Linked DNA regions of Mus musculus: region 2 is linked to region 1. A link is a loop called in an ENCODE intact Hi-C map of the cell type or tissue named here. Cell type or tissue: left cerebral cortex. All regions are shown on one strand. Links, peaks and the distances in the headings refer to the core of each region. The heading gives the core; the rest is flanking DNA.

Region 1 (15,755 bases), core at 4,585-12,584:
CCTCTGAGGGGGAGGGGGCAGACTAGGGTGGGGACGGGGTCACCATGCCACTCAGAACAGCATGCAATGTAAAACAAACCAACAAACAAACTGGATGAATTACTTGTTCCGTAATTTCTCACTATGTCTGTGATCACGGATAACCCAGACTGTGGAGAGCAACGTGTGGGAGGGGCTCCTCTATTCATCAATTCGGTGTGTGCAGCGGCATTACAGAACACAGCTAGCACAGCTAAAGAGACTGGAGAGATGTCCAAAGACTCAGCCAGGCAGGATGCTCAGCCTCTTTGGTAAGAAGCAAGGCAACAATGTCCCACTCAGCTCCTTCATTTCCATTCCCTATTCCTGTAACTGCGCTTTATACGGCAAACAATGGGATGGAGGAACACATCTGTCAATGTCTGTGTACGCGTTCAAAAGATAAAGAAGCCAGGCAAAGAAAGAAAATATCACATTTTTAAAAAGGCGTGTTAAAGGCTATTGGCCATTGGGGCACTGGCCATAAAGGTATCTCACAGTTAATGATCTCCAACATGACAAGAATCAAAAAGCACAAACAACTGGAGCCCAGGAGACTAAGTACAGAGTAAGGAAGTTTGGGCTGGGGGTGGGACGGTGGGGGCTCAGATGAGATCCTAGAGCCTGTTTGCTTCCCCTGGAAAAGGCAACAGTTTCTCACTGCTCTGCCCCGGTAGTCAGTTACAGGATGCCTTGAGAGCCATATTGGCTGAGAAACCTTTAAAACAGGAACCCCATACACAGATACATTTTTAAAACATAAATTTAAAAATTACTGTATGGAGCCCAATACATGGGAACATCAATATGTATTCTTTTAGGAACAAAACATTCTTTTTCAAAGAAAAGACAACGCTCAGAAGCATGCATTTGGCATATCTACGGAACTTTAATTTTTTTTTTATTTTATGTGTATGAGTGTTTGCCTGCATGTATGTATGTATGTGTACCACATGTATGTCTGGTGCCCGTGGCAGTCAGAAACAGGCCTTGGACCCACTAGAACTGAAGTTACAGATATTGGTGAGCCACCATGAAAGGTTCTAGGAACTAAACACTGGTCCTCTCCTAGAGCCATAAGGACTCTTGGCCCCTGAGCCATCTCTCTAGGCCTCTTGTGGCTCTCCTTAAAGCCTGGCTTCACAGGTGGCATCTGGAATTGTCCTGCTGACCCACTGCCATGTCACACTTAACACCTAGGCAAGTTCCCACGTACACCCACAAAGCATGAGGATGGATAAGGGGCCAAGGATTTTTTTTCAGTATCACTATGAAAAGCTTTTGAATCTCGTGAGCCTCTGAAAACATCTCCCCAGACCCCTTCACGTCCCTGGACCATAGAGAAATAGGATCCAGAACAGCACTTCTTTGGAAAGAGTATAAAACAGCAACCCCCACAAATCCTCTGAGCCACATTAATTCTCTGAGCCCTTTTCTCTCAGCCTCAGTATTAAAACATGAACACACTAAGGACAGGAACTTCCTCGAGTGAATGCTACTGTGTAATACCTAACTTCATCATAGGCAGTGACACAGTTGACACATGTTAATTCTATGTTTCTCAGATGGCTCCACACGAATCAGTTGTGTGAGCCTCAGGCAAGGACTCAATTTGCACTCACATCCAGAGACTGGTAGACTCGAGGAGAACGCTCCCTCTGGATTTTCTAAGTGGCCAGCATTGACTTCAATTGAGTTAGGCCAGAAGCCATGGTTGGATTAGTAGAACCTGAGGCATTCCCACCAACAGACACTTTCAGATCCTATCTGAAATTACCGCTATGTGCATGAATCAAGGTGACTCATCAATAAGTCACAATAATTATAACTATCGTTGCTACACTATTATTTAATATATTGATAAAAGATAAGGTATCCGAAAATGAGAAACGAACTGACGAGTATTTCAGTACAATGAGCCTCACTTCCAGTCCCCTGGACTCAGTAATTTCATCCAGTGGACGAGATCTGAGGGCTTCGCCAGATTACCAAAGGGTTTCCTGTAATCCTGAAGCCAAGAACCCCTGGAGTGAAGCAATCCACTGTGCCTCTCTAGGTACTAACTTCCTTTCTCTGAAAGAAACCGGAGACACTGGGTGGTGTGGTGCAGTAGACAGAGCGATTTCCTAGCATGCAGGAATCCTTGGGTTTAATCCCCAGCACCGCCATGGACCAGGTGAAGTTCCGTGCTATAATCCTAGCACTTGAGGCGGAGAAAGAAAAGTTCAAGGTTAGACTGGACCACAAGAGTCTAGAAAAAGGAAATCAGAGGTGGGTGTGGTGGTATCCACCTATCATCCCACCATTCAGGAGGCACAGGTAAGAGGAGCCTAAATTCAAAGCCAGCCAGGGCTATTCATCTCATTTTTTTTTTTAAAAAAAGAGGGCTGGAATGGGGGTTCAGGGACTAAAGGGGTGCATAATTCTTTCGGAGGACCAGAGCCCAGCTCCCAGTATCCACATCAGGCAGCTCACAACCACCTGTAACTCCAACTCATACCTATGCACCACACACATATAAACATGATTACAAATAATAAAAAATATATCCTTAAAAAAAAAAAAAAAAAAAAAAAAGACTAACAGGACCAGTCACAGTGAAATTCCCTCCCTGATGTCATACCCCAGCCTGAGGAATTCTGGGCCCACTGTGAGGCAGGATGGCTGGAGCAGGACACAGGCTGAAAGTACCAGAAAGACCCAGAGTCTGGCATAGGTCTTAAATTGGCCCTTGAGGATCTGTCCTACAAAGCCCGATGCCTGAGGCTAACTGGGGCAACCCAAGGACAAGGACACTGTGGAAGGGCTGACTGAGAAAGCCAGCGTCTCCCTCCCAAGGTTTCCCATCACACTATAGCTATAGATACCGGAAATCCCAACATGCATCAGTGAACAGCTCTGCAAACAGGCCACAAAGAATATAATCTTTGTTCTGGATACCAATGGCTGGTGTGGAAGCCGACTTAGAAATATACTTAAGCCAAGTGTCAGGGGCTAAGGCAGGAGAATGGGAAGTTAGCTCCAGGCCTGCCTGGGTTACAACGGGGAGACCCTGACTTAGAGAGAGACAGATTGAGAATGGTTGATTTAAAAGTTAAAGAGGGACAAGCATGTTTAGCACAGCTATGTGCTTAAAGTTCAAATATTAGTATTTTACATCTCTGTGCACTTAAACAGCAAAAAGGGAAAATACCAGGCCTGGTTCTATAGTTCCGTAAATTCAGTTACTTGGAATGTTGAGGTGAGAAGATTACAAATTCAAGGGTTGCCTTGGCTACTAAGGGAGTTCAAGGCTAGTGTGGCCAACCTAGCAAAACTCAATAATGAAAATTAAAGAGGCTGTATCTGGGGATACAGATCAATGCCAGAACACCTGCCTAACACTCACAAGGCCCTGCAGTCAGTCACCAGTACTGCCAATAAGGAAAACAGAAAAAGAAAAGTGAAGGGAAATATTCAGAGAATAACTATTTATTCTTAAGTACTTAGCACTCAGCTCTAAGCACCTCTTCCTGGAGTACTGATGTTTAGTATTAAACTACTTACTCGAGCCGGGCAGTGGTGGTGCACACCTTTAATCCCAGCACTTGGGAGGCAGAGGCAGGTGGATTTCTGAGTTCGAGGCCAGCCTGGTCTACAGAGTGAGTTCCAGAACAGCCAGGGCTACACAGAGAAACCCTGTCTCAATAAAACAAAAACAAACAAACAAAAAAAGTACTTACTTGAAAGAATTAAGTCTATCAACCCCCTTTCTGGATAACACAGATGTACACAGTGACCGTTTAGGTTCACTTAATGCTAGAAGGTGGACTAGCTAGTACTGTATCTGAGAACTAAGGACTCCTAGACACTTTCAGTCCCTTTTGAAAAACAACCAAGGGGAAAGCAAACACAGAAGGAGACAGAGGGGACAGTTACCTTCCCTAAGTGCAGATCACAGTCACACCTTCATAGCAGACCTGCCATGAGTGGCCGCCTCCCATGCAGCCCTGAGTCACCAAGCGCCCCATAGCTTCCTTCATCATCAGCCCTCAGAAATGACAAGTCCCACCATCAATACACCCAGTGGTATCCAAACAGTTCAGACTCTTAACTTCTTCCAATAGGACCCACGTTGGGACAAGTGGGGTGTCAAAGTTTAACTGGAAGAAAATCGCTTTACATCTCTAGAACAGTTCCGATAGCCTGCTTTACAAGGGCACCCCAGCATCGAGGGTGCACACAACAGAACACACTTACAGAGGAGGCCCCCCCCTTGCCCATAGCAGACATGTTCCAAGTACATGCTCTGCACAAATGCTTCTGAGAGGTTTAACTGATATTTAATCGGCATTGTCAAAAATGGAACAGCTAGTAATAAAATAGAATAATGTATGGAAACATAAGTCGTACGAATGCGTTCCTGTTCTCTCTCTCTCTCATATCCCATATCATATCCGGGCCTCCGTTGACTATTGAAAACTGTAACTGCAGAGGACAGAACTGTAAGGAGGATTACTGTTTACCTGGCCAAACCCTCTTACTGGCAGAAATAAAAACCCACAACCTTCACTTGCCAGAATCTTCCCCTGGAGAGACATAAGCAAACATCTACCCCCCTTTATAGAACAAACCAAAGTACAATTCCATCAAAAGTCACACTTGGGAGAGCCAATGACGAGTTCTCTGGGCTTCCTTACTGAGCACGAGAAGAGCAGGTGACCCCAAAGCAACCTCAACACTAGAAAGTCTCACCCCAGCGTGGATGACCGACTCCCCCTCCCGATAAATACCCTTGCACCCTTTACGTATGTGCAATTAGGGAAGAACTAATACCCTTAGTCATGCTGGGAATGGTGGTTACATGACTTTAATCTCAGCGCTCAGGAGGCAGGTTTGAACACAGGAGTTTGAGGCCAGCCTGGTCTACAAAAGTGAGTTCCAGGATAGCTAAGGCTACCCAGAGAAGCCCTGTCTCAAAAACAAAACAAAACAAAACAAAACACCCACAAACCACTAGTCAGAAGGGGTCAGAGGGAAGGGCTGGGGTCCCAGAAGAGAAACCAGTGACCTTCCTTAACTAAGCCTTCCTACATTAACAGTCAATAAAGCTGATTTGCTTCTGGCCAGTAGCCCCAGCTGTTCTGCTGAAGAGGCTAGCAGTCTATAGCACCCGGTAGGGGAGGGGGAATAAGGCAAGAAAGAAAGTAAGGTATGATCAAGAGATTGCAGTGAAAAGCTGCAGAGGTGAAGGAAGAAAGCAGAAGGCAGAACTGAACCCCAAGGAAAAAAGGCTGGGGTGTGGGATGCAGTGTATGTGTGGGGGGAAGGGGTGTCCTGTAGATGGGGGTACAAGCACAGGAGAGTGAAGTCCCACAGAAGTGACTTTCCATAGAATACCTAACCACAGAGATGAGTGGACTGTCTACAGTGAAGAGTTCACAGAAGGGGGAGGGACTTCAGTGTGGGGACTCTGACAACTGGACCCTGCAGCCAGGTACATCTGCTTCCAAATGCAAGAGCACAGAACCCGCCCCCTCCCACGAACACTCATCCCTGACGTCAGCGCATATTCTGTGCTTCAGCATCCATACCTACCAGGATCTGCTGTGTCTAGTGAAGTAACTGCCCCAGATTACACCCTGGAACAACTCTGCTAAGCTCTGTCCCCTAGAAACACTATCCGAACACTTTCAGTGCCCACTGATAAATAACCAAAAACCTGACTCCAAAACACGGGAATACTGGAAACATTCTTACTCCCGTGCCTATGGTTACATACAGCAAACCCATCGGAAACATACTTGTTGGGAACAACTTTTAACCCAGGTAAAGTTAGAAATGACCCTTTTATAATTAGTGGTTAGTTACTGCTAAGCATATTTTAGTCATTAATTAGTACTCTATAATGTTTAAATAAATTAATTTCCTCTTGTGGTACAGAAGATGGAAGCCAGGGCTTTAGGCATGCTCTATGATTGTCACACCCAACCCTTCATCCATTTTACAGTATTTCACTTACACAATGACCAGCTACTTACTAGCAGGTATCTAGTCAAGTTACTTATCAAGGCTAAGTCAAGACCTACTGATCTGGGACTGAAGAAATGTCACCTTTCCATGTAACCCACAGCCATGTGGAGGAGCAAAAATTCTAAAAGTAAAGACAAATTAAAAAAAAAAAGGTTGAGAATTATGCATATATATATGTGTGTGTGTGTGTGTGTATATATACATATTTGCAAATGTACATATGCAGGCTTTCAATCTGCATCACATTATAATATACTAAAGACTGAAGGCGGTGTCTGAGTCCCGGTTACATAGGCACATAGGACTTCATGTCTGTCACGGCAGACTGATAATTTCAGGCAGTGTTCCTGTGGGTCCAGGACTTGAAGGAAAAGAGGTGCGCTGACAGGAGTGAAGTAAGGGGTTGCATTTCAAACGCGCCAAGTGAGTGGACCTGAGAGAAAGTGATAAAATTCCCACACAACACACTTGTTTATTCCAGAGGCTCCATTTAAAGTCTAATTCTCCTGGCAATCGTCCGGCTAAAGGTGAGTGCTTCCTCCCTGACCTGGCTCAATGAAAAGTGAAAGTGGAAAGTTTTTCCACCTGGGTCCAACCCCTCAACGCCAAGGTTTCAGATCCAAACCTAGAGGCCAGAGTTCAGCAATGACGGAGCGCTAGGGTACTGCGAACACAAACGCCACCCGCTTGCGCGGAACCTACCCTCTTCCTGCCCCTGGGGGGAAGCTGTGTCACACCTCTCCAACCACGCCAGTAGGTCAGATGGGTGTCCTCACAAACAGCCCCAGGACCCCCTTGCCCTCCTTCCCACGCCTCACACTTCCTGCCTCTTCCATCACCTCTACTGGCAACTTCGGCTTCCCATTTTGTCTTTGACTGCGATCCGGACTGCAGTCCCAGGGAGGGAGGGAGAGAGGGAAAGGGACTCTGGAGCTTCCAAGTGGGATCTGGGGAAGGGCACTCGCAAAGCGCACCGTCCCACGTGCGGCCCTCGCTGGCCACCAACGGCAGTGGGGACCTGGCGCGTTCCCACAGTGTGCGCCACTAGAGTTGGGGTTCGGATAGGGGAGGATCAGAGTCCCCAAGCCTAAAAGCACTTTTACACCAGAGCGGGCTAGACTCCCGGGGTGCAGCAGCGGGACCGAGTGGCCGAGTGTGCGCGAGCTCCGCGGGGCCAAAGTGGACTCCCGGGCGCTCGGGCGAGGGTGGGGCGGGGCAAGCACTCACCAACCCCATACTTCTGCCTCTTGGTAGGGATCCAACGGGCCATGGCGACGACCTCGCCCCGCGGCGCTAGCGGCTACAGACACTCGTGCTCGGAGCGCTGCTGCGCCGGCCGGACTCCTCCGCCATGTTCCGGCAAAACTTGGACGACTTTGGCGCGCCGGCCGCGTCTACGCCGTCCCGCCTCGCTCGCGCCCGGGGCCCCGCACGCACGCCCGCTCGCCCGCGGTCACCTGCTGGGACCGGCGGCCGTGCAGCCCCGCGCGCCCTCCCCGGCGCCGCCCGGGCTCCTCCCGCTGGCCGCGCCCTCTGCGCCCCGGGGCCGCCCGCCTCCCCCGCCGGCTCCGCCTCGCCCGGCTGGAGCCGCAGCCCGGAGCCGCCCGCCCGGTCCTCCCAGCGTCGGCTCTGCGATTGCCCAGCGCTCCCGGGCTGCTGCGCCGCCGAGCGCGGAGGAGGAGCTGGTGAGAGTCACCGGTCGCCTCCGGACGCTCAGTAAATATTTGTTGAATGAATGAGCCGTGAGCTCCCGCCTTCGCCTCCGGGAGCGTCTGCTGCAGCCCCGAGAGAGCCGGAAGCCGAGCTTCAAGGTCCGCAGAGAACTGGTGCAAGGGACACGGGCGCTTCAGAAGTAGACGTATCCAATCTAGAAGACCCTCCGTTAGGACACTGTTGACAAAGCGCTAATCCGGAAACCCCAAACTCAGGGATTTATTTCTCCTCAGTTGCAGCAACACAAACTTTCACACTAAGGGAAGAAGTTCGCTCCAAAAGGTTCCCCTTTCCAACTGACCCCCTGCCCAGAAGGCATCCTTGTGGGGAGGACCCCAGAACATCTACCACCACCACCACCACCCCACCCCCCAACTCCCACCACTGTCCTTTTTCAGCCTGGGACTGAGGACTCCAAAAGGCAGTTGTGCGTTAAACTACACAGGGGTGCGCTTGGCGCCCTCTGCCGGCGGGGAGACGCGCTTCCATCTTGGAGAGACCTCCAGAATGAAAAAGCTACTTAGTAGTAAGGACACCTCACACTTAGAAGTAAAATTTCAGACTAACCAGCCAACCAGTTAGCTTCGCCATCTGAAAAATACCTCTTGCGGGAAATTGTGTTGTTCTTGGAGTCTGTGGAGGCTTTCTTGCCGGTTTGGAACCTGACAAGAACAGAACATGTAATTAAAACACACAGTAATAGACAGTAATGCTTGATTAGAGATGAGTGAACTCTGATGACTTTTTGCAAACCATGCCTGAATATATATATATATATATTAGTCTTGGTTTTCCTCCTGAGAAAGTAAGTTCTGAACTTAAAGTCCTGGTTGAAAGAAACAATAGGTACTTATGACCGTGCTTCAGCCATCTTTCTTAAAGTGGTTCAGTCGCATCTCTTTTTTTTTAATGCCAGTTTTTATTCTTGATAGTTGAGATCTTAAAGTTGAGTATGATTACATAATGTGTCATTTATCTCCTTTGTGATTTAAAGTTACATGTTCATTGTATACTTAATACTGAATATTTAGAAAAATAAAATCACCAAAAATTCTAAGCAATAGGGAAGCAATCAACCAAACTACAAACTGAGCTACTGTACTAAGCAGTTCTCAAAAGAAGAAATTAAAAATGGCTAAGGAAACACTCTAAAAAAAGAAAGAAAAAAGTTCCAATAGGAATCTATTTATAATACACAGCAAGACATATTTCCATCAGTGTAGACCTGACATCCACAAAGATTTCCACCATCTCCCCAAAAATAACTTCTTCTAGGTCAATGATGTTGTGATCGACTTAACCACCCAAGCTAGATAATTTCTCTTCCTTCCGCCCTAAGTGACCTACTATGTGTTGGGCACTGTTCCTGGAATGGAGGTTCAGTAGTGAGGTAAATGAGACCCCTACCTTCACACAGCTGTTGGAAGAAGTTAAGACTTGAAATTAATGCATGCCAAAGGAGGCTAGGCCTGCAAAGAGAAACCCTAGCCAGGAACATGGGGAGTGTGGGTGCCAGAGATTTACACAGAAACATCTGGAAAGACATCTGAGATAAGGGGAGACTGAAAGGCAGAACTACAGGAAGTGAGGATGACCCCATGATAAAAGGGGGAGTGTTCTGGACCACATGGACAGCAAACACAAAGGCCACCAAGCAGGTCTAACAGGCTCCAAACTGGCATAGAATCCTGGACAGCGAGTGATCTGAGCGAAACAGGAAACTTGGCTCAAGAGGCACCGGCGAAGGAGGGCCATGACCCGGACGAGGACTTCCTGTGTTGTTACAGATTCTAAAGGTTCTCGGGCTTGTGTCGGTGGGGATACCAGACACTGTCCAACTGTGTCTGCTGTGGTGTGAACCGACTGACTCTAAAGGGCTAACTAAGGATGCCAGTTAATGGAGAACGCCAGGGATGGTAGGCTGCTGTGAAAGGGGCTGGAGTTCTAGACATAAACTGAAGGGGGCGCCAACAGGAAGACAGTGCGAGCAGAGAGGGATTCTCTATGAAGCTTACTGGCCTCTCTGATTTACCAGTCAAAGATGCACATAGGCTCTACAAATTTTGATTTTGTAGTGTGAGGGATAAAGTAAAGAATGACCCGGGGCTTGAACGACTGGTGATCACAGCTGTCATTTCTGTTTGTTGTTGATCTTCCATGATAGCATCCTTGTGCATATCCTCTGCTTTGGATCAAAGTTTACCTTTGAGTATTTCCTAGGACTTACTCCCCCCCCCCTCAGCTATTACTCCCCTTGGACCTTTAGTAGCTGTCAACCTTGGTCTGGAGCTTAGGTCTGGGCTGCCCTGGGGCAGGAGCTGCCCTGAGTTGCCTCAGTTGCCTGTGTGCAGGGAAGTGATGATCTTTGTTCTTTAAGCAGGCTTTTATCTTCCTTCCTTCCTTCCTTCCTTCCTTCCTTCCTTCCTTCCTTCCTCCCTCCCTCCCTCCCTCTCTCCCTCCCTCTCTCCCTCCCTCCTTTCTTTCTCCCTTCCTTCCTTCCTTCCTTCCTTCCTTCCTTCCTTCCTTCCTTCCTTCTTCCCTTCCTTCCTTCCTTCCTCCCTCCCTCCCTCTCTCTTTCCCCCTCCCTTCCTCTCTCTCTCTCTCTCTCTCTCTCTCTCTCTCTCTCTCTCTCTCTTTTCACTTAATGAACACTAGGAGCGTTAATCCTTTTACTCAGTGGAACTTAGTTTCAACCAGAACCATTTCAATTGATTGACACTTTGATCTTTCCAAAACTTCAGGTTCGAATTTGGACTCTGGAGATTTCAGGCTTTGCAATCGTTGATTGCTTTTATGAAAAGAGTTGCAGGGAATGGAAGAAACTTCCAGTGTGTTTATTCTTTTCCCTCTGCAGACTGAAGTCCACCCACTTTGTGATATCAGATGGTTCCATTCCCAGTCCATTTAAATCATAAAAGCACAGCTATTCAAAGTCTTGTTATTAAAATGAGGTTTAAAATTAGACAGCTGACCAGATGGGTGGGTGGAATAACAGCACGTTTCCCAGAATTATTTTTTTCCTTTTCCTCTGGTGTCTTTTCAGAAAAACATAAGAGAGAGAGAGAGAGAGAGAGAGAGAGAGAGAGAGAGAGAGAGAGAAATTAATTCCACAATTGCAGCTATCTAGAGTCTAAAGCCCATAAAGATACCAGCAACTCTTGCACACAAGAATATTCACATCTGTGCTTGTGGGAGCTCCAGAGAAAGAAACAAAGAGAAATGAATTTCCAGGGTAGGCTAATTGACTTGAATTCTATAGTTATCCCTGACAGTACCTAATATAGGATACGAAGACAGCTGGCTAGCCAGGGCTCTACTTTCCCCATTAATCAGGTCTATTTTACCAAGTTTGACTGACACAACTTTCTTGTGAGAAGATATGGGTTCTGTTAAGGACAGTTTTGTGGGTGTTGGTTTGTTTTGTTTTTTTTTTTCTACATAGGGAGATGAGTTGCTGCTGGAAGTGCAGGAAATAACGAGAAATACAAATGATGACTGGTTCTAAGCAGAGGTTTGTGGGCATTTACAGGCAAATGCAGTGGAGCAAGAAATGGACTGGAATTTGGGACCCTTGAGCTGAATGGGGCAAAGGGGCTCCTCTTTCGATCCCCACAAACACTTCCTCAGGCATCCCAGAGATGCTCACATGACGCTCTAATGCCAAACTGTGCAGGTGCTGAGCATCGCCAGACCATCCTCATCCTCGGGTCTGCCATCTTTGGAGGCAACGTGGACCCTAAAAGTTAGCACAAGAATCGTGGTTTTCAAACCACCCCTCTCTTGATCCCCTTTGTGGGAAGATTTATGCTTGGTCAGCACTTCAACCTCTTTTCACACTACAAAACAAGACCCTCACAGTTTTATTTCTAGGATGTCCTTTGTCACAGACATCTACATAAGTTGGTCCCACCTTGCGGAGGAAATTGATGCTAAGAGCATTAAGAAATCATTAGTTCGTTTGCTCAGCGGCTGGACAGCTGGACGTGGCGCCATGGTGTGCTGTAACCCCAGGGACTCTATAGGAGATCTCTATAAGGAGGTAGAGACAGGAGGTTTGCCCTGAAGCTTGCAGGCCTCATGCGCATGTGATACACACACACACACACACACACACACACACACACACACACACACCAGCACTCACAAACACAGACACAGAATTTTAAATTAATCATCAGTGTGTTGAAACTGTAACACGTTCCCAGTCGTGTGAGGCAGATGAGAGCTCTTCAATTTAAAAAGAACTACATTTATATAGTTGTAAATAGTATATATGGTTTTTGAAAAGTCCGTGTATGTACATTAAAAATATCTTCATAAAGCTTGGCAGGGTCATACACACCTGTAACCCAAGCACTCAGAAGATGGAAATAAGAGGATCAAGAGTTCAAGACCAGCCTAGGATACATGAAACCCAGTCTCAAGACACAAAAAATAGGAGCTAGAGAGATAGCTCCATGGTCAAGAGCACTTAGCGTTTGCAGAGGCCCCGGGTTCTGTTTCAGCCATGCAAGGCAGCTCACAAACACATGTAACTCCAGTTCCAGGGCATCTGGCATCTTCTTCTGACCTCTGTGGGTTCCTGTGTGCATGTGGGGCACATAAATGGATGCCGGCACGCACATAACATGAAATAACAAATAAACCTTTTAAAACAAACTTAGTAAAACTGTTCAAATGAGATAAGGATGAAAGTTAGGAGGTAATATGGAAATCTCGTGGGCTGTGAGCAAAAAGCTGGAAATCGTCCCCTTACACTTGACCTATATCTGTAGTAGGAGTGAAGTTCACCAGCTCTTGATCCCGGTGACACTTGGACGATATTGTCTCCATGACTGTCACATTCAGCAGTTCTTCCTATCTGGCATGAAAACAAAATCTTAATCTAGAAATTTCATTTAGTATGAGAACAGTTTTGAAGACACTCGCCATTATAGAGTAAGGAACATGTGTGGCCACTTATACCTGGTTTCTTTACTACCCATGCATTCCTTCAAGACAGATGAGGTAGAATTGTTACCGACACAATAAATGCAGTAACTCAATGGATCCCAACCTTCATAATGTGACCCTTTAATATAGTTCCTGATGTTGTGGTGGCCTCCAACCATAAAATTTTGTTGCTACTTCATAACTGTAATTTTGCTACTGTTATGAATTGTAATGTAGATATCTGATATGTGACCCCTGTGGGAGTCATGATTCACAGGTCGAGAACCCCGGATGTAACGCTTATTCTCTTCACCTAACAAATGTGGAAATGGTGGTTTAGAAGATGCACAAAATTGCCTGCACAGTCAATTAGTGTCAGACAGAAGTAAATACAAGCCCAGAGCCCTGCTGGAAACTGAAGATCACTGGCCTTTTTTCTGGAAAGGTGTGTGTGTGTGTGTGTGTGTGTGTGTGTGTGTGTGTGTGTGTATGTGTGTGTGTGTGTGTGTGTGTGTGTGTGTGTGTGTGTATGTGTGTGTATGTGTGTGTGTGTGTGTATGTGTGTGTGTGTGTGTGTGTGTGTGTGTGTGTGTGTGTGTGTGTGTATACACCTTTGTTGACCAAAATAAAGACTTAGTTGCAATTATTTGACTCTGCGCTGAGACAGGAAAGCCGCCACAGTCAGTGTGTAAATGAATGACTACGATTCTGTTCAATAAAACCTTATTTGTATCCGAATCTCACATAATCTTCATAGGCATGAAATAGCCTTCTTTGGATTTTATTTACCAGTAATTTAGGAAAGTGAAAAACAGTTATAACTCCTGGCTATATAAAAGCAACAGATAAGCTGACTTGGCCCTTGGGCCCTTAAAAAACAAAAATAAAAAAAACAGGATCCCCACCACCCTTAGGTAGGTGGGATGGCTGGGGCACATCTAGGAGTAGGGTAACAAAGGAAAAACTTTCTCACTGGAAGTATATGCATGAGGGTCTGGGAGAAAAGTCACTGGGAGAAAAGAGCCCTAAGTAGTAAAGGTTGACTTAGAAATCACAAGGCTCTGGAGAGGGTTATGAATACGTAATCCCAGAGCTCTGGAGGTGGAGGTAGGAGAATGGTACATTCCAGGGTAGGCTGACCTCTGTAATAAAACCTTTTCTCAATGAGAGAGACGGAGAAGGTGTGGTGGTGGGGTTGAGAAGCCAGAGACTGTGGGGTGTCTAAGAGCAGTGAGAATCCAGGTTCTTTGTTTTTATTAACTTCTGACCTAGCCTCTTTGAAGTCTATTCTGAATGAAGGCAAAAGACTTGACTGTGATGGTTTGAATATGCTCAGCCCAGGGAGTGTGGCACTATTAGCAAGTGAGGCCCTGTTGGAGTAGGTGTGTCACTGTGGGCATGGACTTAAGACTCTCCTCCTAGCTGCCTAGAAGTCAGTATTCTCCTAGCAGCCTCCAGATGAAGATGTAGAACTCTCAGCTCCTCCTGCCTCCTGCCTGCCTGGATGCTGCCATGTTCCCACCTTGATGACAATGGACTGAACCTCTGAACCTGAAAGCCAGCCCTAATTAAATGTTGTCCTTATAAGAGTTGCCTTGGTCATGGTGTCTGTTCACAGCAGTAAAACCCTAACTAAGACAATGGTGACGATGATGACAACCAAAAACCAACTCTCTATGAGACAGTGGAACACACAAGAGTGCTTTAGTAGCCATAGCAGACTCCTCCAGAGGGAACAGGGGCATCTCAGTGGATGACTCCACCACTACCACCACCATGAGAGACAGGAACTAGAAGGAAATGTTACAATACCCATGACTAGACTAGAAGGACCAGATGGGTGTGGAGATTTCACCTGGTGAAGGCTAGGCAGAAGATTGAATAGCCAGGTTGCTTTGTCAGTCCTTAGAGGAATAGCTTAGGGTCTTCCAGAAATATCCGAAGGGGCTTAGAAGGCAGAACAGGCAAGTTCATGGTCAACTAGCCTGCAACAGCTACTTGTTACCCCTACCTGCTCTTTATCCCTAAGATTCATGGTTTTGAATGCTAGTGTGTGTGTGTGGTGTATGTGGGGTGTGTGTGTGTGTGTGTGTGTGTGTGTGTGTGTGTGTGTATGTGGTGTGTGTGTGTACGTGTATGTGTGTGATGTGTATGTGTGTGGTATATGTGGTGTGTGTGTGTGTGTGTGTGTGTGTGTGTGTGTGTGTGTGTGTATGTGTGGTGTGTGTGTGTGTATGTGTGTGTTGTGTGTGTGTGTGTGTGTGTGTGTGTGTGTACCCTTTGGGGAGAAAGGGCAGACAGGGTAGAATTGTTACAGACACAATAAAAGTGACTCAGAGCCTTAGGAGCTGTTAATTTCCATGGCAAGAGTTTCAATTCCTGTATCTTGGAAGGTGCTCTTTGAAACCATGTGCTTGCAAAACCCTTGAATAGTGTAAACTAGATCTAGGGTAGGATGCTGGCAGTGCTAGGAACTGTCCTCCGCCTAGTCCAGTCTCAAGACGTAGCTTCAGCCAAGTGCCTTGTTCATATTTGGGCAAGGCTCCTGGACTCCGGAACCCTTTCCTTTCAAGATAACCAACTGTCTTTAAGTGCTTTGCAACAGTTGCCTTACTCAGCAGGGCAGTTCTGGCAGGCGGATTCCTGGAGTTCATTACTTATGTGGTTTCTTAGTCATCTTATTGTGGCATGGTGTTCTTATTTAAACAGGCCCCTCCCTCCCATAATACTACACCTCAGGGTTTGTTCCCTTAAACAGTGCATGCCACATTTGCAGAGAGCCCCTGAGGAGGAAAATTAGCCCACCTCAGTTCTTCCTGGATGCCAACCCGACTTAGAAGTGGTCTATTTGTTATAGTGTCCCTTTGTTAAAATGGTCTTGGCACACTCAAGTGCCAGGCAAACCCTGGGAGGTGGTTTTTATTTTTCCTGTGATTTGCCAAAAAGTCCTCCCAGAATCTCAGTCTGTGTGTTTGCAAATTGCTCTTGTAATTCTTTGCCTTGGTGCAAAGGCTAGAAGTCTTCAAGATGGCATACAAATTCAAATGGAAGGAACTCTGTACCCAGATGAGAACAGCAGG
Region 2 (15,755 bases), core at 4,285-12,284, 100 kb before region 1:
CGATGGATGAAGCTGCTCTTCTGAGAAGACACAACAGCCTCCTTTTTTTTTTTTTTAACTTTTTTTTTAATTAGGTATTTTCCTCATTTACATTTTCAATGCTATCCCAAAGGTCCCCCATACCCCTCCCCAATCCCCTACCCACCCACTCCCCCAACAGCCTCCTTTTATGGAAATGTTTATTCATCCATTCCTAGCATTCATTAAAACACCCTCATTCTCAGGTAATGTGTGTGTAGAAAACTACCATTGTCCCTTAACTTCCTGAAAGTGAGAAAAGATCCAATTACTTGCAAAAAAAAACCCAAAAAAACAAAAACAACAACAACAACAACAACAAAAAAAACCTGTTCTCGTGCACTACGTGGCAAGTTGGCTTTCTAGAGTTTTTCAAATGTTATGTGGCCGGCTGTCCACAAGTCACATCAATTAGTTCGTATGAATATTCATCAACTTCCTCAGAGTATGACTCCCTTTGTCTCCTGCAGATATTAGAGAATTAAGTAGGCAACGCTGGTGAATTCAGGAATGTGACTGCCGGTCCCCAACATGTGGTAAGAAAGAAGAGAGCAGAACAAGAGTGGGGACCATGAGGAAATGGGACAAGGAACATGCAGTCAGAGGTCAGAGGACAAAAACAGAGTATCTTGCAGAGACGAAGCTGAGCACAGAGACCCAACATAGAAGGTGACATGAGGAGCAAGGCACTTGTCAATTAAGTAGTTTAATCTCCTGGGCGGAAGGCCTCCGGGTTGTTTCCTGAGAAGGAAGTCAAGTTGGAAGAAACATCTGTGGAGCAGGATGGGAAAGAGTAATCTAGGGATGCTGAGATGCTTAGAGGCGTTTTCTTGGTCCTGCCTAATAAGCAGTCTTTGAGAGTGCTGCAACCCTGTCACCAGTTTCTTGATGCCACTAACCCTAAATGATGTCATCTTAGAGACTCATATTGCCTCAACTGTCCAAGTAGAGGTAATCCTTTCTTCCAACATGGAAAAAAACAAAAAAACAAAAACAAAACAAAACAAAACAAAAAAAAAGAAAACACAAATGGAAACTCGAGCAAGGTGTGTACCTGGCAGGATTATTTCTGGAAAGCCCATTTTCCGTGCTATTGCTGTTGATCTGTCCACCAGGTGTGAAAAGTTCTTCTGCACCTGTGTGAGGTCACCTGGCAGTAACTTTAAGGACACCCAAAGACCTGTAAGGGGAAAAAAGGGGACAAACTTACAGTTCTCTTATAATCTTTGCAACACACTCACAGAAGCTCGTGTGAGACCAATCAGACACCTCAAATAAACACGTAATCCTCCCTGGGTAACATCGTTTTGATGATGTTTCCTTCAAACTCACAAGAGGCCTCCTTACCTGAGAAGTCAACAGATATTGGTGACTTCAGTGGAGAACAAAAAGAGTAAAGATTATCCCAACTGATACCAAAGTATGTTTGCTCCAAGTGTAAGATTATGTGGTGGTGGTGCCAGAAATAATAGACGTTATTAGAAACCATTACATATACACACACAACATGGAAATCTAATTAGGGATGTCAGAGTCAGGGCAAATCATGAAAAAAAGAAATGAATGTCAGGGGCTAGAGAGATGGTGCAATGATTAAGACCTCTTGCTGCTCTTCCAGAGGACCTAAGTTTGAATTCCAGTGCCAGTGTTGGGCAGCTCACAATTGTTTGTAACCCCCAAGGAACCCAGTACCTCTCTTCTGGTCTCTGTGGGCATCCACACATGTGGCAGATACTCAAACACACAAGCATATACATTTTCTTAGTACTTAAGACAGAAGCAACTTAATGTCTTATATTTTAATTAAGATAAATGGCTAATAAAGAAATAAACAGGGCAAGAGAATACTGAAAGGAAAAAAGTGAATAGTTGTTAAATCTCTGACAACTACAGGATTTATTTATTTATTTATTTTTTACTTTATGGGTACAAGTGTTTTACTTGCATCATGCATGTCCATGGACTACATGATGCTTGATGACCCAGCAGAAGGACCATCAGACCTCCTGGCACTAGAGTTAGACTGTGTGAGCTGTCATGTGAATACTGGGAACTAAACTCAGGTCCTCTGCATGAACAGAAAGTATTCTTAATTCCTCTCCAAACCCTGAATTAGTCACTTCTTAAACTAAAGAAACAAATTCTAAGTGCAAACTAAGTATCAATATACAAATTGAAATACAAAGTCACAAAGCGATGTTGGTGATAAAGAAAGACCCTCACAAAGAAATCTGCCATGAATACACATTCACAGAGAAGCAGAAGCTCATCTACGTTTTGTAAAACAAAAACTGGAAACAAGTGCATTTTAGAGAAGATAGAAGAATAATTATCTGTTGGGGTTGGTCTGGTGCTGCTATGTACTCAAATGCTAAATACCGGCCCCCAAGATCTGGTTGCCCTAAGAAGAATGAATGCTCATGTACACCAGCTTTGGTTGTGCAAAACTTGCTTCCCCGAGTTAATTGGTCAATAAAAGGCTAAAAAAGCCTGTGATTGGGCAGTAGAGAGAGAAAGATGGGACTTCAGGATCAGTAAAGGGTCTCAGGAGAGACCAGAAGGGAAAGGACAGGGGAGATCAGGATAGGAAGCGGCCGCCATGAGAGAAGATGGACCATGAACATGTAGCCAGGGTAAACAGCAAGTATCAAGGGGCATATGGCTGAGATGTAAGTAAGAATAGCTCCAAACCTACCCAATCTAGGCTTATAGCTTGTAAATAAAGCATAAGGATTGTGTGTCTTTTATATGGGCTAGCTAGAATATAAGTTCTTATTACAATTATCTTCCTTTAAAAAAAATCTGAGATGGTAGGATATTCATGTATCTCTTAGACCATCCAAACTGGAGGTGCTTATTTAAATACATGAGGACCACTGTCTACTTGCCACCTTTCAGACAGGAGAGAATTTGCACGCTTGGCACAAAGGACAGGCAGCACTTGCACCATCCATCTGAGTTGAAGCTTGTTCCCACCACGGACCCAGAAGTCCTACCACTGGGAGTCCCAAAGCAGCGGTCCTAAACTCATAGAAAGCTTCAATACAGAAAGACTCATAGCAGGGTGGCTTACATTTACAGCACTAAGCAGCTAGAAAACTCCTTGAGTAGGAGTCTACTCAAGGAACTGGACCCCACCCCACCCCACCCCCAGCAGGCTAGATGGCAAAATGGAGTCACTCTGGTCATAGCTTTAAAAGGAAACTAAACTGTTATCTGGCCTTCTGAGGTATCAGGAGAGAAAGATAATGTCCAGATGTCCTTAAAAGGCTCCTGCAAGCCACAGGATGCTACTTGCTGTGTTTCAGTCCTGACATTAAAAATAATATGATTGGTTTTCTTACTGCCCCAAACCAATTGATTTTTATGTTTTCTTTCCTCCCTCCCTTCCTTTCTCCCTCATTCCTCCCCTCTTCCTGTCTGTCCATCCATCCATCCATCCATGTATCCATCCTTCTTTCCTTTTCCTTCTCTGTCTATAAACCCACACTTTCCTGCTCAGCCTCGCAGAAAACTAATCCTACTTTATGGAAAGAAATATCACTCAGCTGTCAAAGAGAAATAAAATCCAATCAAAATATTTAAATTAAATTTGCTATAAGTTTGGCTTTGAGCATTTTAAACATTAGAATGTTATACAACCACAAAAATAAAGAGATATTTGTGCTGGATAAAAAGACAACTGAAAAGGACTTTTTCTATTTCAGAGCAAGAAAGGAATGGCATTGTTTTCCATTCTGTTCCAAAAAGGAAATCCTATGTAAAATGCAATCTCACTAGTATAAGAATGTTCTACTCTAATCAAAATTATAATCTTAAGCTAAAAGATCTAAAGAGCAAGGGAGTGGGGAGATGGCTGTGAATGTGAAGTTCTTGCTGCACAAGACTTGAGTGTAGACCCCCAGCACCCATGACTCACTAGTAGGCATGAAGGCTCGCTATACATCCAGTGTTCAAGAGGTAGAGACAGGGATTTCTAGATTAAGCTAGATCCATTAGTGAAATAGTGAGACTCAAGCCTACACATGTACATCCCTACTCTGAGTGCCCATTCAAATGCAAACATGCATACAAACATATATAAACGGGGGAGCTAGTTATTTGTGTTCAGGTTCTTTACTGCTCCAATCTCTTTCTACCTGAACAACTGTGAACACCCTGAAAACTCTGTTTCCCTGCTTGATTTCATTTTAAACAGTGTCATAGGGTAGTAATGAAAAGAGGTGGCACCACTTCGAGAGCCTTTCAAGTTTGGCCGCCACCTTGGCACTTGAATTTTAATGTTGTGACCATTATTCCTTACTATTTGAATTTGAAACATTTCCACAAGAATTTCTCTTAGCTGAAGCTATCAAAAGACAGGTACGCGCAAGTTCCAGAGAAGATACACAAGCTCTGCCAGGTAGCCTACAAGTTCACATCAACGGATACTTGGATCATTCCGTCTCTTTCGAGTCTCGGAAAGCACAGCTAAGGGGTAAGTTTATTGAGGACACACTACAAATGCACTCCTGAGTCACTTTCTGTTGGCACATTTACTTTGAGGAGTTATCACTGGGAAGAGAGGACAGAAAAACAGTCTCGTGGGGGTGGTGGTGGTGGTGGAGTGTCTGTTCCAGGGAACTTACAAATCCAACCCTGATCCCACTAGAAAAGGTGAAGGTTTTAGATCTTCAATGCGGAGATATCTGAGAAGGGCGGTGTTCAGGGGAGGCTGCTTGGTATCAGAGTAGATGGTGAAAGGGCAGGGACCTTGCTCTGCATGTTCCCTCCCCGGTCCCCACCCAAAGTCCCCTCACCGGGCAGCCTGTGTACCTTGTCCTTTGTGATTCACTTCCTTTGCAGCTATGACTTTATTTAGGACCGACGTGAGTGGCTCATTCTCTCCGATCACGTGGGAGGTTATCAAGGGGGACATGATGAGCTGTCTCTGGCGGATGTAGGTCTCCATGGCAATTCTGGTGAAGACAGAAGAGGTAAGAAGGAAGGCAGAAGTAGAGAAAATATCTAAAGTGTGTCCTGAGAACGTGGAGGTCTTGGGGGAGCAATCTGGAAATACAAACACAAGCCTCAGCAGAGGGCTCGTGGGAAACCACTGTCTTGGATTATGTTCCCACGTGGTCCCCCAACAGACCGGGCTAAAGTCAACATGGACTCGTTCATCACAATGCAAATGCAGCAAGGCTTTGGTAAAGTAGACTATCTTCTAAGATCTCAGCATGGAGCAATTGCAGCTTAACCCCCCAAAGAGGCTGGCTTCAGCAAATACACCAATGAAAGTCCCCCAGAAAAGTTACCTACAGAAGTGACTTGAAGCTGACCCACCAGGTAGCTACCTTCTGTCTGTCTTCTGTCCCTGCCATAAGAGCAATGACCAATCCCAGGTTTGCTTTCTGCTTTTGTCTATAAGCCAATCTCCTCTGCCTGGCTCACGGGGACACTTCTGTTCTATGGCATGCAATGCTGCCCAACACTTCTAATCTAGGATTGGGCAACAGAATAGGAAATAAGGTCAACTATGTAAATTGCTGTAATTTTGTCCCTGGTACTTTCTTCCTTTCATTCTTCCATTGATCATATATGGGTATATATGTATGTATACATACAAACACACACACACAAATATATGTAAATATCATATATATTGAGATTATAATTCCAACATTTTTCCCTTCCATGTTCTCCCTCTAAGTCCTCCCACATACCCTTCCTTGCTAGCTCTCCTTCAAACTCATGGCCTCTCTCTTCACTAATTGTTATTGCATGCACATATGACTATCCTGTTCAGGCCATACAACACTACCTGGATGTTTTCAAGGCTGACCATTTGGAACTGGAGGGATGATCTGTGTGCCTTCCCTACGGAAGAACAGCTCTCTGGCCCCTAGTTTTCCTCAGTTGTCTTTAGCTAGCTCTTTGTATAGCATTGAGGCCTTATAGGCTTTTGCTTGTCCACTTGGGCATGTCCATTGGTGTTGTCCTTGTTCAGCGCATGTTTGGATAGTCATGCCAATAAGGCTTTAGGGGTGCAACTCCTTATTTATTACGAGGAGACATAGTCTCACAGCAAACTCCCTGGTCCTCTGACTCTTTCCACCTCCTCTTCTTAAACATGTCAGGGAAATGACAAGACAAAGAAAGTGGGGGTGGGCAACAATGGCCAAGTGTTAAAACACTGAAGTTCAAGCTGATGACTAAGGAGAAGTTAAGCAATTAAAGTCAGAGGCACTTAGACTTGGCTGCTTGGATAGGACAGAAGGACTAGCCAACGGACAGGAGACCTGGCTCCTGGGACTAGCTCCACCTGACAGAGTACTCTATAGGATCTTACTCCCCTGGGAGGCCCACATCCACACGGCCATTTGATACGTGGATACAGTATGTACAGGGGATAATGGGAAGGTGTTTTGAGATATTCGATGACTTTAAATTTAGGATTGCAGTGACCAATCAGCAAATGAGATCCAGCTGAATTAGCACATCAGGTAAGGTCCACTAAGAGTGAGGCCAAAGGACCAAACACAGCCCCCATTCTCTTGAAGTTATCTCCAACTATAATATCATCCTGTTGCCACACTATGGTCTTTAGTCTTCTCTGCCTACCAGACAGCTTTCTTTGTGCACATCCTTTTACCTGATGATAAAGCATACTGAACATGGGGCTGGAAATGGGGGGGGGGGCTGTTTTCTGTGAATGACTCTCCCTAGGTGGACTAGCAGAACTCACATATAAGTCACTGCAGCTTAGGGAAATGGGAGGACAGGCCCCAGGGTTGCCAGGGGGAACATAACACCATTATATAGTGGCGTTTGCTGCATACTGGGTAGTAATCAAACTAGGGCTGGGCTCCTTGGGAACTTTAACAAAAGCACATGCTATTCCGCAGGACCATCTCAGAGTTCACTGCTGCCGCATGGGTGGAGGTTTAGAAGTTGGGCAGAAAGTCATGACACTGAAGGTAGAAGCTACCATAAAGGGAATATAAAGAAAGGAATTCTTCAGATAGGTTTTTTTTGTCTATGAATACAGAACTTGATATAGTTATATATGTGTATGTATGCATGTATATGTGTGTGTGTATATGAGTAGCATTCATGGATATGAAAGTTATATATGTACATGTAATGTCCATGATATCTGTCTCTATATAAAATGTTTACTTATTTATTTTTTAGACAACATCCCACTATGCTTCACAGGCTGGCTTCACATTCATAATCTTCCTGCCTCAGCTTTCTAAGTAACTGGGATTACAGGCATCTGTGGGTTTTTTTTCTTATTGTTTTATTTTTTCTTATTGTTGTTTTGTTTTGTTGTTGTTTGAAAATAGAGATGTGTAACTTTAAAACAGCTTTCCAGAGCTCAGTACCATGTATAGTTTCTATGGTCCTGTAGCATTTAAGATCTTAAGCTGTTCAATTTTCTGCTTAATTACTTAAGACTGTGTTGGTATACATTATAATGCGAGAGCTCCCTGGATTTGTGTTTCTTAACACTGAGCTAAGATTTAAAAGACACTTTCTCTTGTACAATTATGTCCTTCTGTCCGTTTGCAATAGGATTTGTGTGTATGCGTATGTATAAATGGTACATTTTTATTTACGTGTGTAAGTCTCAGTGAGTGTCTGTCACATGCATGGAGTTGCCTGCAGGGGCAGCAAGGGTACATCAGATCCTCTGGTGCTTATGAACCATCCAATATAAATTCTGGGAACCAAATTTCAGTCCTCTGGAGGAGCAGCTGGTGCTGTTAGCCACAAAGCCGTCTTTCTAGCATCATTTATATGTAGTTTTTAAAAGATCTTTTCACTCAAATATCCTGAGGCTGGCTTCTGAAAATCCGTTTGTACTATCATTCTGAAGTGGCCATGCAAGTTAGATGAGACAATGTGCTGTAACTGGCACATAATCCCTGGCAGGGGTCACTCCAAAAACTTTTTGCCCTCTTCTTAGGCCACCATTATGTATACTGAACGCCAGAGCAGTCAAGGCTCCCACTAGAACTTGTCAGAGTTACAGGATAAGATTTGCTTGCTTGCACTCCCGAGTTGCATGGGTGGCTCCCGTTCCTGCAACCCAGCATAGAGCCTAGGGACAACGTCCCAGCTGCCCTGTACTGCCAGACTGCGTCCCCCAGTTCCTTGTCTAGGTCCCTTGCATACTCTTCTTGTCTAATCCCTTGTTACTATGAGTACGGTCCCTGGACCAGCACCTCAGAAGCTTGTCAGATGCAGGCAGACCTACAAATGAGAGCAAATGTTGATTCTAACAAGATTTCCCTGACAAATGATATGCATCATCCTGTCTGAGAAGACATGTGATTGTTAGTCAAACCTGTTCAACACAACAGAAGACAGATGCATTGCGGCACCTCTAACAATCAGATGACATCATCTCTGGATTCCGGTGCAGATGGATGCGTGTGTGCCCTTTATGTTATATTCCTTCTACCGAGTCAGGAAATGTTCAGTTTGCCCTCTTTGAGCCCAACATGAAGCCCCCTGAATAAAGTCTTCTGCAGAGGGCCCAGGTCACATTCTTCCGGCAGAACTACCTTCATATTTCCAGGAACAGAAAGGGGCCCCCCGCCCCGCTCTGCCTCTCCAGTCATGCCCCACTTGAATGGCTAAGCTGTACCTCGGGTCACCCCGGATGCGTGGCAGATACTTACTGCTGAAAGGGGATAAAATGTTGCTTTTCTTCATCATCCACCTTCCCATGTACAATATCACTAATATCCATCACTAGGAGAGAGACAAATGTCATTAGCAACACTAATGGCTTCCTTCATGCCTCCCTGAGCTGTATAGAAGAGGATGGTATCAGCAAACACAGAATGCCACAAGAAGAAAGGGACCAGGGACCAAGCAACCACTTACTATACCACGCCCAGCAGGGCAACAAGCCAAGAAAGGCTCAGATTTTCTATATCCAACCCTGCAGGACACACCTTCAAAACTCTGCAAGACTCAGTTGCTGTGTTCCTGGAAAACTTAGACATCATCATCATCATTACAATTATTATGATGATTATTGATAAGCCTTTACTGAAAGCCAATGAGAATTAATATTTCTAGCAGGTCTGTCAGAAGATTTAAAGGTCTGGAGAGAAACTCAGGATTTGAAGTGGCCACCTGTGTCTTTGATTTGATATCTACACCAGCTTTAAGAGTATCATAGAACAGACTACCAGCAATTGCCCCCCTCCCCCAACAGACCCACATCCCCGGGAGTGTACTTCAGTAAAGCCAGGCTGTAAGCCTTCACTTTCTCATTTATACAGCTGTGAGGAGCCCCACCTTAAAGAATGGGAAGGGTTAACTTGCTCTTGGTCACAAGTCTTGGTTTTTTTTGTTGTTGTTGTTATCTGTGTTTATTTGCTCTGTTTGTTTTGTTTTGGACCAGCTGGACTTAACCTAGGGCCTAGCACATGCCAGGAAAGCAAGGTACTACCAAGCCCACATCCACACAATTAGTTTTAAGTTTTTAGCAAAACCAGGGCATGAATTAACAATGAGCACTTTAAATCACATAACCATTATGCCCAGCTACAGAGAGGATTAACAAGCAAGCTGCAAAGCAGCTGGCTGATATGAGGCAAGGCCCTGGTAAGAGGGAAAACCATGGTTAATGAATTACAGTCTGGCTGTAAAACACATTAGCAATCCATTTCTCCACATCCCAGATAGTTTGTCTGTAGACAAAAGGAGTGAGGACTGAGAAACACAGTAATGTCCAAAAGAACTCCAAACAATACAGTACACCAGGCCAGGGAATAGTGCTGCCTGGAAGGGGCACACAGTAGGGCATCACATGCAGCTTGCTGTTACCCCTAATAGGACCTGATAAAAAACTGTATCAAAAATGCTGAGAAACCTATTTCTTAGGGTTTCATCATCTCGTGACATGTAACTTTCGTTAATGATCATCATCAGGGTTAAGAACGAATTAGAATTCGTCTTCTCTGCATTCACTACCCAGATACACACAACTCCCCCACTCCCCTGCACGCATACATATACTAACACAGAAAAGGAGAAGGAAGCCTCAACATACATATGCTAACACAGAGAAGAAGACAAAAGCCTCAAGTTTAAGTGTTCGTTTCTTTGGCCTGTTACAAATGGCAGTGACTTCTAATACATCTTTCTTGTGCAGACAAATAAATCTATTGCCATTGCCACGTAGACAGCTAAGTAGACCTGGCTGGGTTCCTTGTATCTTTTGAGATCCTACTTGAATATTTGATAAAGGAGCAATGCTGAGCAAGGTGGGACAGCACTTACCCAGAAGCTTAATACTTGAAAAGCTGGGACAGGAGCATCTCTGTAAGTTCCAAGCCAGCCTGGGCTACAGACTGAAACTGTGTCTCAAAAAGGCAGTAAGAAGCAATGCTGCTTCCCTAGACACCCCTTGAGCAGCAGGTTTCATGGGGACAGTCCCAAAGACATGGCACATGGTCATGTGGGACAGGAGGGCCACCTCCTTATCCACAGAAGCCTCAGGGTTGACTGAAGAACATGGGGTATCTGGCCCTGGTCCCAGGAGCGAATTTTTGACATTTCATTGGTGACTTTCAAAAAGCATTACTAATTCAAATCCTAATAAAAGACCAAATATCTGTTCTTGAAATTTAAGAGGCTACAAAGATAGAGGTATATATGCTCAGCCCAGGGAGTGGCACTATTAGAAGATGTGGCCCTGTTGGAATAGGTGTGGCCTTGTGGGAGTAGGTGTGTCACTGTGGGCGTGGGCTTGAAGACCCTCATCCTAGCTGCCTGGAAGTGAGTATTCTGCTAGAAGCCTTCAGATGAAGATGTAGAACTCTCAGCTTCTCCTGTACCATGCCTGCCTGGATTGAAGATCCAGATCCTAGCGGATCTTGCCCCCAAATCCCTTAATCTGTTATCTCCTAGAACACAGGATTCAGTTTCATTTCACTTCCTGGTGCCCCTTTAATACTTGAAACACATATTTTATATTTTTCCTTTTTAAGCTTGGTAAACTTATTCAAAACATTCTACATGAGCCTTAAAGAGAATAAAGTCTCTGGTGGGCTTTTTTGAGAGTTCCTTTGTCAGTGCAATTAATCTAAGTCTGTTCACCTCAGCCTCAGGCAAATTCTTTAGACAAGGGCAAAAAGTAGCCACATTCTTCAACAAAATACCACAAAAACAGTTTCTAGGCCACATATTGATATTCTCCACTGAAACCTCTTAGGCCAGGTCTGCACAGTTCAAATCACTCTCAGTAACAAAGTCTTCCATATTCCAACCAGGATAGCCCATTAAGCCCCAGTTAAAGCATTCCACTGCTTTTCAAATCCAAAGTTCCCAAATCCACATTCTTCCAAACAAAAGCATGGTCAGGCCTATCACAGCAATACGCCAGTCCCTGGTATCAACTTCTGTCATAGTTAGGGTTTTACTGCTGTAAACAGACACCATGACCAAGGCAATTCATTTAATTGGAGCTGGTTTACAGGTTCAGAGGTTCAGTCCATTATCATTAAGGCACGAACATGGCAGCATCCAGGCAGGCATGGTACAGGAGATGCTGAGAGTTCTACATCTTCATAATAAGGCTGCAAGCAGAATACTGGCTTCCAAGCAGCTAGGATGAGGGTCTTAAAGCCCACACCCACAGGGACACACCTACTCCAACAGGGCCACATCTTCTAATAGTGCCACTCCCGACAATATACAAACCATCACAAGGACTTCTTGGGACATCCTGAGGACTAATTGAAGCTAAGGATTCTCTTTGAAGGCCCTTAGTGATACAAAGTCACCTTTGAGAAAGGAGTCTCCTAAGCATGGAAAACACTTTGCAGTGAGTCAGAGTGCATCAGCAGAGCACCTGCTAGCAAGCAGTCCTACTATGTGTGAAACGTGGTACTGGGCACAAAAGGGAAACACAATCAGTGGCTACACAAGGACATAAGAGTCAAGGCAAGAGAACTGGTCATCCTGGGGCATGAATGGTGTGTGCCTAAGACTAACCACAACAACATGAGCCATTGCTTCCCATCTTTAGGGGCTGCCCTGTTATCTCTGTCTGCCTCCAGCCAGTCAGCCACCTTCTTTTCTCCATCTCTTTTCATTGCTATAAGTGGGGCAAAATATACATTGCATAGAAACTGCCGTCTTAGCCACCGTTAAGTGGTTAAGTGGAAGTAAGTACACTAACCTTATGGAACCATCACCGGCATCCACCACAAGAACTCTCATTTTCTCAGAGGGAACCCTATCCTCAAAAAGCAATTTGCCTCTCTCGTCAAGCCCTGCCAGTCCTATTCAACAGCTTCTGAACCTGACTCTTCTAAGCACCTCATATAAATGAATCCTGCAGCGGTGAGTTTTGTGTCTGTGTGTGTGTGTGTGTGTGTGTGTGTGTGTGTATGGCTTATTGTACTTAGCTCAATGTTCTCAACATTCAGTAATACTGTGGCGTGAGTCAGAAATTCCTTCCCTATTAAGGCAGAATAGAACCTCCTTTCAATAGCTATGCCATATTTATTTATCCATTCATCTACTGATGTATACTCGAGCACATAGTCCCCTTCGGCTCTTGTGAATAATTCCACTGTGAAGGTGGTGTTTTTTTAAGACCTTGCCTTTCAGTTCTTTTGGGAATATACCTAAAATGGGATTTCTCTCGAATATGAGATCAGATGATGGGTCTACATTTAGGTCTTTTAGAAACTGCAGAGAAGGGCGTCCCTAGAAGCGATACCATATTCCTTGGACTCTAGGCTTTCATCATACCTGCTACTCCAAAGGGCCTCCGGAGCCCACAGGTGTGCTTCTTGCCCTCCTTCAGCTCCATGCGGCCCACCCGGACAATCTGGCACACGAGGCTGATGCGTGGCCGGATGAGGTCTGTGCTGCTGAGGTCCTGCAAGCAGAGAACACATGAGAGGCTGGCTGCCCTGTCCTGCCTGGAGCGCACTACCCCATGCCAAACCACCACAATAATGCCTCTCTTTCTGCCCATCTAAGAATTACAGAGAACAGGGAAAATTACTCTCTAATTATTTATAAAACAGTCTTCTTTTCTTCCCTGGTTCCAACTTAGCATTTTAAGATTACATCAGACTTAGTCTAACACCTCTAGGTAGAGAGGTAGGGAGGAGGGCAAGGGGTTATTAACCAAGATGCTCTCTGATGTGTTGGGTCCTTCTGCTTCACATCTTAGTAGAAGACACATCTCAGGGTCAAGTGACATAGAAACTTGCACGATGCTGATGTTCACTGGGCATCCACAGAAGCCTGAAAGGGCTCAGGGTGGCCTTGATCTTGCTAAGTAACTGAGGTTGACCTTGAACTTGCTGCCTTGACAGATCTTGATGCCTTCTCCTCTGTCCTCCTGGGATTACAGGTATCCACCATCCCCCACTCTTCACCCTCAGCTCATCTTCTAAACAATCCCAGAGTCAAGTGTATCCCAGTATGGTTTATGAGGTTCCTTACAGGCCTCCTGAGAGGCCCTTTCCATGAACACTGAATAGCAACAGGGGAGTGTGTGTGTGTGTGTGTGTGTGTGTATGTGTGTGTGTGTAATTGTTCCTATTTGGAGCTGAGGCTCCTGTGTGTGTTCTTAAGGAGGGGCAAATGAGCCAGAAATGAGCTCATATATCTCATTTAGTTAACATCAAAAATAACTTCATTATATCTCAGAACCCTTCAAGGCAACAGCAGCCCCAGCCTTACTGAATCAAAAGCCACTTTTCAAATAATCATTCCAAATCTACGCCCTGTAATTTGCTAGAGACACATCACTGAGACAGCAATATACACCAGCAATCACCTGCCCTGAATCTCTGCTTGAGGTTCTGCAAACCTTCCATTAATAGAAGACAAAGTCACTGGGTGGCCGGTTCTAGAAACCGTAGCGTATTGATATCATTAAATAATACATAGTCGTTTATAAACGAGTCCTGAAGACTATTTAATGACCAAGGAAATGGCCACCACATTTTATTTAATTGAAAAGGCTAGACATGAAATTTACATACTAGATGACCCTCTGGCTGACTGGAGAGAGGGTGTTGGGGGCGGGGGTGGGGGAGGAGGAAAGGAAAAAGCAACTGCAGCTGTGGTAAGTTAAGGCTGATTAAAACGATAAACCAAAGATTTAACCATGCCTGTAAGAACCAGCCACGTGGTCTGACAAACACCATTATTACAGGGAAATCCTTACTTTGTTTCAAAACTGAACAAATACTAAAGTCTTGGGGGGGGGAGGGGGGACATCTATGTCTGCATTTGCAGAGGGTAGAGCCAGGAATGGCTCTGTGTAGGGACAGAGAAGCCTGTGTGTGTCCTGGAGCTGGGAGGCTGACAGAGGGGGGGGCATAGTTAGGTGTCACTAGAGCTTGGGTTTGGGGCTTTCCTTGTCTTAGACTCGGGATAGAGCAGGAAATGAAGCACTTGTGTGGACTGGTAGGAGATGGAGCTCTCTCACTAAAGGAGCTAGGGACCTAGACGTCAAGGTTTCCCAGGTCCCCTGGTGGCCCCAGAGTGTGTCCTTAAAAAGAAAAGTGGGAGAAGCTCAGAAAGTTCAAATATGAGGAAGACAGTTGCCAGGTCCAAACTACAGCCCCATACACTGCCATGCTCCTGAGCTGCAGGTTGCAGCACCCGGCAGGGAAGGGACTGGGTCACATTCACCCTCACTGTGACCTTGGTTTGAAAGCTCTTCTTCCAGTTAGGAATTAGCATAGCTGATGCTCTACAACTTGTCTTACTCAAACGTCTTCTATTTATGTGTTTTGGAGTGCTGGGCACTGAACCTTCGGCCCAGTGCTTACCAAGGAAGTGCCCGTACCACAGTTCTCCATGCCCAGCACTTAACTTAATCAATCTATTTAAAGCACAAGCTTCAAGGCTGGGGAGATGGCTCAGTGTATAAAGTATTTATTTGCCATGAAAGCATGAGAAACTGAGCCCAGGTCCTCAGAACTCCTGTAAAGCCGGGTACTACAGCACACACACCTGCAACCCTCACATTCTCAGGTAAGATGGGAGACAGACACAGGAGACTCTTCAGAACGGCCTTGCATACGCAATGATAAACAGCAACGAGACCCTCATCTTAAAGCAATGTGGGAGGTGAGGACAGTAAAAAAACACCCAAGGCTGTCCCCTAGTCTCTGCACATGAACTATGACACCTGGGAACAACACAGATACAAAAAGCTAAATCCACATATATGCATGTAGCCACAATTAAGGAGGGGGAAAAAGAGGCTGTGAATTTTAAAGAGAGCAAGGAGAGGTTATATGGGAGGGCCACGAAAGAGCAAAGACAAGGGAAGAATAACGTAATTACATTAATCTCAAAAATAAAATAGACAATAAGAAGAGGAAACCATTATCATTATAATAAAATCAATAAATAACTAACTGCAATAAAATTGAGAACAAAAATGAAATAAATAAACGTACAGCTAAAGCGCAGCCTCCCTGCACAAAGCTCTGGCAAAGCCCCTGGTAGCACGTCAGGATTGTCCATGTCGTTCATATTTACTGGCTTGTGTCATTATCGTTGACGGTTGTCTTTTCCACCAGCACAAACGCTGCTCAAGGACACAGTCCCTTTCCCTGTTTTGCTCACAAATGGTCAAGTGTGCACATCAGCATGTGGTACCTACTGTGTGTTCACTAAGTGACTAAATGACTGTGTTACCCCTACTCATTGGACAATGATGACTGTCCTTTCTGCCTTTATGTTTT

The links. A loop is a pair of places that touch in the nucleus more often than their neighbours do. Peaks named below come from ENCODE experiments on the same cell type or tissue, not always from the same donor. Only the 100,000 strongest peaks of a DNase experiment are listed, where the experiment ranks them.
Region 2: a loop joins it to region 1, with 2.5 times the contacts of the local background. A loop is called at or near these places in 2 of 42 quality-filtered maps.

The regions. Positions count from the first base shown.
Region 1 is chr14:67,926,035-67,941,789 of GRCm38, forward strand. Dock5 (dedicator of cytokinesis 5) reads right to left here and starts at 7,538. Exons shown (of 52, transcript NM_177780.3): 1 at 7,258-7,538. The coding sequence starts at 7,300. In left cerebral cortex, for the core only: CTCF peaks have their summits at 8,219 (motif pointing left) and 9,698 (motif pointing right); DNase peaks (open chromatin) are centred at 6,976, 7,315, 7,810, 8,211 and 4 more places; H3K4me3 peaks cover 1,570 bases; H3K27ac peaks cover 681 bases.
Region 2 is chr14:67,823,528-67,839,282 of GRCm38, forward strand. Dock5 (dedicator of cytokinesis 5) reads right to left here. Exons shown (of 52, transcript NM_177780.3): 10 at 12,787-12,916; 11 at 8,691-8,763; 12 at 4,834-4,976; 13 at 1,073-1,198. Among named protein-coding and RNA genes, the nearest start is that of Mir6539, 28 kb to the right of the region's middle. In left cerebral cortex, for the core only: a CTCF peak has its summit at 7,662; no DNase peak of the experiment used is centred there.